Linked DNA regions of Homo sapiens: region 2 is linked to region 1. A link is a contact called in ENCODE Hi-C or POLR2A ChIA-PET data. All regions are on one chromosome and are shown on one strand. The core of a region is the stretch at or near the end of the contact, and the rest is flanking DNA. Distances in the headings are between cores, read along the strand shown.

Region 1 (3,840 bases), core at 520-3,019:
TCACCCAGGCTGGAGTGTAGTGGCGTGACAGCTCACTGCAACCTCAAACTCCTGGGCTCAAGCGATCCTCCTGTCTCAGCATCCTGAGTGGTGGGGGTACAGGTGCGCACCACCACGCCCAGCTAATTTAAAAATATTTTTTAGAGATTAAGCCTAGTCTTGAACTCCTGGGATCAAGCAATCTTCCTGCCTCGGCCTCCCAAAGTGCTGGGATTATAGGCGCGAGCCACTGCGCCTGGCCCACATGTTCTTCTTACAATGTGGTATTGACTCTTCCCACAGAAAGACGAGGTCCAGGTCCCCTCCCTTTGAAGCTGGGTAAAGCTTTGTGACTGCCTTGACCACAGAGCACAGCAGAAATGATACTATGTGACATCCAAAGCTAGGTCATAAAAATGCCATGTGCTTCCATCTTGCTCTCTTGGCTTGCTCATTCTTGAAACCCAGCCTCCACGTTGTGGGGAAGCCCAGGCCACATGCAGGGGCCATGTGTAGGTATGCCAGCTGACAGGCCAGATGAGGTCCAGCCAAATGCCAGCATTAATCACCAATTTGTGAGTGAGGATGCCTTCAAGGTAATTCCAGCCCAGCACTATCCGACCACACTGCATGACTCTCAGTGAGAAGTGCCTAGCTGAGGAAACTGAGGATCAGGGAGGTGGAGGAGCCATGGTCACACAGGCAGTGAGTGGAAGAGACGGAATGTGAACCCAGGGTCCTTCATATGCTGACAGGAGAAATGAAGGAAGGGGATGATTTCTGCACAGGCTAGATTTCATCTATTGCCCCAGAGGGGTCCAGCTGGGACTCCAACCTCACCACTCCTTCCAGAAACTGTCCCTGCTGGCTGAAAGGAGGATGGAGGTGGTAGCCCTCATTCCTTATGCTGGGACTCAGGCCCGACTTCTAACTGCTGAACCTTGCTGGTGCACTCTTAGCCCAGAAGGGACCCCCGTACCCACTGCGCTCCCAGCCCCCTCCTAGACCTCTGGGAATGAGGTGTGCTCACTGTATCCTTGGTGGGAGCTCATGTATACAGCTGGCTAATGTTTAGTGAGGCACTGTTTCTCATGTATTATCTCATTTAGTCCTCACACCAGTCCTCTGAGTTATGTATTCCTGTTATGGCCATTTTACAGATGAGGAAACAAAGGCTCCAGGAAGCAAAGCAACTTGCCTGAGGTTATGAAGTCAGGATGTGGCAAAGCTGGGATTTGACCCCAAGTAACTGGCATATCAGAGAAGCTGAGTGACCTCACCAGGGTCACAGAGCACATTAACAAGAAGTCAAGCCAAGCCCAGAGCACCTTGAATGAGAAGGTAGGAGGCTGTATTCTCTTCCATGGATGGCTGGGAGTTAGATGGAAATAGGACGGTCTCAATGTCTGCTCCCTGCTTTCCACAACCAGAAGATCCATAAGAGCAGAGACCAGGTCTCTTGACATACAGTAGGTGTACAATACTTATCTATTGACTGTCTTGCTTTGCAACTTTAGCCAAATTCCTCTCCACTCTGGGATTCAGTTTCCCCCTCTGTAAACAAATGGGGGAGAAGGGAAGGTGTAGATGGATTCTAAATTCCCCACCAGGCTTCCTGGCAGCAGAGGTGGTGGGGGTGAGGTCATGCTCAGAGGTGGAGGATGGACAGCTTGACCTTCCTTCCTGATTTCAGGCTTCAGGATTAAGCCTATGGCTCCAGTGAGGAAGCTGAAGCCCCAAGAACTGCACTTCCACCAGACGCCCACAGGTGGCAGCAGAGGCCCACATGGCAGGGGCTGTGGTGCATGTGGTTTGAATTTAACTGGTGGGTTTTTTTTTTAATGTGGGTTTTTTCCCTTTCTTTCTTCTCTGAGATCCGCCCCCCTCCCTCCCAATTTCAAGAAGATACAGCTGGACCTTCCAGGCTGGGAAGGAAAAGTTTCTCATTATGGATAATAGCGGGAAGCAGGAGGTGGGGCTTGAGAAGTAGATGGATAGACAGACCCCCAACAGATGTGAAAAACATCTTAGGAGCTCAGAAGCTTTGAATGCAATCATCCTCTCAGCCCAAGAGGCTGGGACTGTCACCCCCATTTTACAGGCAGAGAAACCAGAACCCAGATCTTCTGGGTCCCACATCTGAGTCTGAGCAGGGGAGGTTGCCCTGCCCTTGGCAGTCGAGAAGGACCCCACTGGTAATCCCATGAGGCCTTAGGGTAGGTAGGACTTGCTAAATCTGGCAACTCCTGCTTTAGGGCTCCCAGGAAATGCACCCACCTTCCCCTATGCACACTTCTGCCTACATACTGGCCTGGCCTGTGGTCCCAGCCCTGGCTTAAAACCTATGAATGAGATGACCTCCAGGGGCCCTCCTCTCCCAGCTCTAAAAGTTATTTCATTCAAAATGTCTAACACTGGCTCAGCACCAGACCAGTGCTCAGGGAATCAGGCCCTGTGGCCCAGGACCACCACCGTTCAGCCTCTGATTCCTGACCTGCACAGAGCACTGGAAAGCAGGGATCCCTTCCCTATCCTCCACCCAGTTCCCCAGCCTGCAGGGGGGCTGGGATCGTGGGAACGGAAGTTATCCAGGGTCTGTTTCCAGCCCCTCTTGTTCTCTCCCTCCCTCAGACCCAGGAGCAGGGGGAAGGGCTGCAGTCATGTGTTGTCGGTGGGATGGGGTGTCCTGCCTCTGGTGCAGAAGATGACTCACTGGGCTGTGGGCCAGGCACCCTGGGAAAGGCCAGGTCAGCCTCAGCCAGAGCCCCAAGGAGCTGAGGCAGGAAGGAGGGGGCCAGAGCCTGCCTCGGCTGAAGATAAATCCTGGGGGCTCTTGAAGCCCCACAGCCAAAAGAGGCTGTCTTCCCCACTTACCATAGTGCCAGAAATTCTATTCATGCCACCAGAGACCTAGGGAAGCCTGAAGTGCAATCAGCCCCCAGCAGCCTACGTGTGTGACCTCCCAGCCTCTCCTCTAGCCAGGCTGGTCTCTTCACCACTGTCCAACCCCAGTCTCCTCCCCACCTCTCCATCTTTGTGTAGACTGCTCCTCTGCCTGGGCTGCCCTCCTTGCTCTTGGCCCTGTTTAAACGCCATCTAACTTTTATGCTCTGCCTCTTCCTGGAAGTTTCTTTTAAGTCCTCCACCCTCCCTGACCTATCCCTGCTATAGACCAGGGCACTGACCAAACTGCCTGGTGCTAATTCCCCAATCAGCAGCCTCCTTTTTGGCATATTGAAAGACCTACTATATGTCAGGCTTGCACTCAGGCAAGCTGCCCAGGTACTAAGGGACATATAACAAAGTCTGTGAGCTCCAAAAGGGAGGGTGCACTTCTGCCTTGTTCCAGCAGCTTCCATGCCTACAACAGAGACTGACCCACAGTTAAGTGCTCAGTTCACATTTGTGAATTTGAGGATGAATGAAAGCAAGTATCAGTGTAATTAATGTGCACTGATTAGTTTAGAATGTCCATGTTCAATCCTCTCTTGAAGGAGGGAGGCAGAGAAGGGACCATTTCTACGCATTTGATATATGGGCACAGAGGCTCAAAGAGGAAATGTCTCATGACCCCCAGGGTGGCAGACAGTCAGCTGAGCTAGAACCAGACCAGACCAGGCCTCTGGAGCTCTCCCACTGTAGCTTGTCCAGAGAGGCCCAACCAGCTGGGTTGCACTGTGGCCCCTACCTCCCCTACTCCCACCCTGTTCCAGGACCCGGGTGACACTCTGAGGGGAGAGTAAGTTCTACCCATCAGTCGGTCACTCCAGCCCTGCCCCTGGGGACTCTGGCATAACCCAGAGCCGAGGGAAGCCCCCTCCCATCACACCAGGCAAGCATAGGGTGGTCAGGATGTCCAGG
Region 2 (3,840 bases), core at 682-3,181, 330 kb before region 1:
GTTTCTATCTGACAGCCCCAAGAAGCCTGATGCAGGATGATGGTGTTTCCTTTCCTGACCACCTGGTTTTCTATGAGAACAATTCATTGATTCAACTCTAGAAGGATGGGAACCTACTGGAAAAGACTCCAACATGAACAGGATTCTCAGAAAGCAGGCAGGACCTGGCTTGGATCATCCATCAGCTCAGACAACAGAGACTCCAAGGCAGTCCCTCCTCTTGAGCCCTCAGGAATGGTCAACTTCAACCAGCTACCTTAAGTGTAGGGAAAACAAAATCCAGAAAGGTTAAGTGACTTGCCCCAAATGACTCAGCTAATATGCTGTCACCAGTTCCAACTGATCTCAGAATCCACACTCTTTTTCACTAGACCAGTGAAGGCACTAGTAGCTGCTGGATCATGGAGAGGGAAACAGGGCCTTCTGGGGGAACAAAGCAAGCCACAGTTACTGCTAGAGCCAACCAAATCTTTATTAGTCTCGGCAGCAGAACTAATGGAGCCCCCATTTACAGGGGAGCTTTAGTGGGCTAGTCTGGCTACCAGGCAGGGATGTTAGCATTTCTATTGGTGATTGGGATAGAAAGGGGGAAGAGACTGGAAGGGAACCAAAGGGGGAGACTGGTGGACCACCTGAGGGCAGGCACAGATGGGGCTTCCTGGGCTGGTGTAGAGGTGGATCAGGCCCCAGAGGAGAACACTGCCATCTTATTCAGAATGAAGGATGAGACAAAGCCTGAGAGGGTGACAGTCACAGCTACAAAGAGAGGGCCGAGCTCCTGGTGTGAGAGGCATTTCTGGACGGAGGCAGCTTTCTAGGGCTGGAAGTCTCAAATAGAACTCACCTGTTCCCCAACCAGGGGTCCCCAGGTTCAGCTCAATTGTTATCATGGGTACCAGCCAGGAAGCTGTTTGTGGGAAGGATGGGACTTGACTCAGGAGTGTTTTAGGTATGGACATGTGTCAGTATTCACAAAACAGGCAATATATTCATTATAGATGCAATCATGAAACTTCCCTCCAGAGAAGGCTCACATCTCCCCTTTCACCTAGGAAGCTCCTTAGCTTGAAGGCCCACCACGGTCTGATCCCAGCCTCCACCCCAGCCCAAATGAACTCCCATTTAATTCCTTGGACATGCCATGACGTTCACGGCTCTGCATACTTGCCAATAACTGTTCTTCCAGCCTACCTGTCTTGCTCCCTGCCCCACCTGTCCTTGTCAAAGGACTGATAACTCTTCAGCTTTGTCAAGTCCTTGTTTACTCCTGTTCTCCCCACCAGGACTCGAGCTCCCTAAGGAGAGAGCAGAGAGCCCGATTCATGTTGTGTCTACAGCGCCTGGGGAACTCGAAGCCAAATGAAGTCGTATTTGCTGTGCCCTGTTGTGTTTAGAGGAAATGTATCCATAAATGTCTATAACAGATTTTGGGGGTGTCTAGTGGTAGATGTGAAGACTTCAAGCGATGTTTGTACCTGTGATGATAGCTTCTTCCCATGTGGGGATTAAGGGTAGGGAGTGGGGGGAATGGTCCAAACCCGGAAGGAGCTAATGGAGAGGATAGGGCCAAAGTGGGACAGGGCTTGGATGGTAGAGGATGGGGTCCAGGAGGAAGAGGAGTCTAGCAATCCAAGCGCAGGGGTCAGTGCTCCGAGTCCCAGGGCTCAGAACCAGCAGGGCGACCACATGAGCGAGCCCAGCGCCGCCCCAGTGGCGGCTCCCGCAAGCATGCCCATGGCCAGAGGGGCGCCGGCGCTGTAGCAGGGATCCTCCCGCACTATCACGTGCGTCACGCCAGGGCCTGCAGAGGGAGACAGCCCATGAGGATCAGCGACTTAGGAGGGAGTAGAGTGATCTTCGTACCCTTCCTGCATCACTCCAGCCCAACCCAGTGTAAGGCGCCGAACCCACTCTCCTGCTCCCCAGTCAAAGAACAGATCTAGACGCGGGAAGAGCTCCACCCTACGGCTCCCAGGCCTTGGATCGGCTACGGATGTCCCGGAACCTACGGGTCCGCTACGGCAGGCTAGGGCGGAGCAGCGAGGAAACCCTGAGATCGCTAAGCACAACCACCAGGCGCCTAACGATGGGCATTCCCAACCGCCAGGCCCCAGAGCGGGGAGGAGGCAGCATTCCCGCAGTAGCCACCAGGGGCCGCTACCGGCTCAGGAATGGGTATTGCCGACCGCAGGGCTGAGGAGCCATCCCAGAAGGGTGAGGTCAGCTCGAGACGAACGCTGGTTCCAGAGCTCTCCCAGTCTCAGGATGGAGAGGGGCTTGCGGAGAGTTCTGCCTGGGAAAATCCGTGCACGCTAAAAGGATGAAGCCTGGTCCGGACTTACGGACCGTGGGCTGGGCCTGGCGCTGAATCGGTGCTGGATCGAGGCAAGCCCCGGGGCACGCTGGAGACTTACCTGCGTAGGGCGGTCCGTAGTAGCTGCGGACATACGTGGCCTCGTGTGCATTGGGGGGCACCACCTCGTAGTAGTCTTGGTACGGGCTGTAGACGCGCACCTGGGGAATCCAACCATGTCAGGTGCCCAGGAACTCCCTGGCCCGGATTTGGTCCCCTACCCCCACGCCTGGCACAGGCCTCTCTGGGATCCATGGAGCCACCTCCCCAAGTTTAGAAATGGGCCTCCAGCCACTAGCAAGCTCTTGGAGAAAGGCCCTGCCCTCCCCACAAGGTCCACGGTCCTCTAAAACTTCTGCCCTACATCCAGCTCCCAGTGACACCCATTCTCCAACTCTGGCCTCCCACCTAGCTCAAAAAATTCTCTATGGCTCCCAATTTCTCCTTATAGGTAGTCTAATATTTGCTAGCAGCTCTACAATAATGCCACTTGAAAGACCCAGCTCTACTAGTCACAAGGAGGGGAACATGGCCAAGCCCCAGGCCCAGGAAATAAACAGGGGTTGGGGAGGAAGGAAGGGAAAGGAAGGATAGGGATGAGAAGTAACTAAAATACAGTTATGCGTCTTTTAAACAACAGGGATACAGTCTGAGAAATGCGTCCTTAGGCAATTTTAGTTATGTGAATATCATAGAGTGTACTTACAAACAAACCTAGGTGGCACACACCTAGAGTATATGGTATATCCTATTGCTCCAAGCCAACAAACCTGTTCAGCAGGCTACTGCCCTGAATACTGTAGGCAATTGTAACACAATGGTATTTGTTATCTAACTAATCATATATAAATGTAGAAAATGTAATGCATTGCCCTACGACATTATCATGGCTACAACATCACTAGGTGATAGGAAATTTTCAGCTCCATTATAATCTTATGGAACCACCTTTGTATATGTGGTCCATCATTGACCCAAAATTGTTAGGCTGCACTAGGCTGTAACGATTATTGAGCACCTACTATGTACCAGGTCCTGAAGGAAGTGATCACGTGTGTTACACCACCTCTAATCCTTAAAGCAGGTATTAGCTCCACATGACCATAGGGTTGGGGACTGAGGCTCAGAGAATGGTCAGTGTTCTCTCTGGAATGCATTCCCTGCCCTCCCCTCTCTCCCATTAGATTTCTGCCAACCCTTCAAAGCCTAGCTCAACGGTCACCCACTCCACTCCAGGAAGCTCTCCTGGTCTCAGGAAGAATTTTTTTTTTCCCTGAATTCTGTGGATCTTGCTTGTGCCTCTTGTTGCTATCCTTTCTCCTGGCCTTTCTTGCAGCCCAAATGTGAGCTGCTTGTAGACAAGGACTCTGATTTGTTTGTGTCACCAGCAGGGCCAAGTGCATACCAGGAACCAAGAACTATGTGCTGAATTAAATGGAAACTCCAAACCCCTCATTTTACCCATGGGGGAGCAGACCTGGAGAGGG

The links. Hi-C counts contacts between places; a loop is a spot of excess contacts on that map. ChIA-PET counts read pairs that join two places held with the same protein, here RNA polymerase II (POLR2A). Pooled maps may share reads with other maps.
Region 2: a loop to region 1 is called in a pooled map, with 3 times the contacts of the local background. The contact joins two enhancer-like sites. A Hi-C loop is called at or near these places in 3 of 168 maps with a recorded cell type or tissue (Ramos, adrenal gland and heart left ventricle) and 4 of 50 pooled maps. POLR2A ChIA-PET finds 5 or more read pairs at or near these places in 2 of 52 experiments (HEK293 and Panc1).

What each region holds. Positions count from the first base shown.
Region 1 is chr11:73,333,545-73,337,384 of GRCh38, reverse strand. All of the region lies in intron 1 of ARHGEF17 (Rho guanine nucleotide exchange factor 17), which reads right to left. It overlaps LOC124902710 (a long non-coding RNA gene), which reads right to left. Exons shown (of 2, transcript XR_007062774.1): 2 at 1-3,840. Among named protein-coding and RNA genes, the nearest start is that of ARHGEF17-AS1, 26 kb to the right of the region's middle. RefSeq lists an enhancer at 3,404-3,840. Within about 2 kb of position 1,769, at least 7 of the 41 ENCODE cell types and tissues checked have a DNase peak (open chromatin) inside an H3K27ac peak, as active enhancers do.
Region 2 is chr11:73,659,427-73,663,266 of GRCh38, reverse strand. It overlaps PLEKHB1 (pleckstrin homology domain containing B1), which reads right to left. Exons shown (of 8, transcript NM_021200.3): 7 at 2,415-2,514; 8 at 448-1,801. The coding sequence ends at 1,665. Among named protein-coding and RNA genes, the nearest start is that of PLEKHB1, 15 kb to the right of the region's middle. RefSeq lists enhancers at 1,299-2,141, 2,142-2,986 and a silencer at 2,065-2,236. Within about 2 kb of position 1,931, at least 5 of the 41 ENCODE cell types and tissues checked have a DNase peak (open chromatin) inside an H3K27ac peak, as active enhancers do.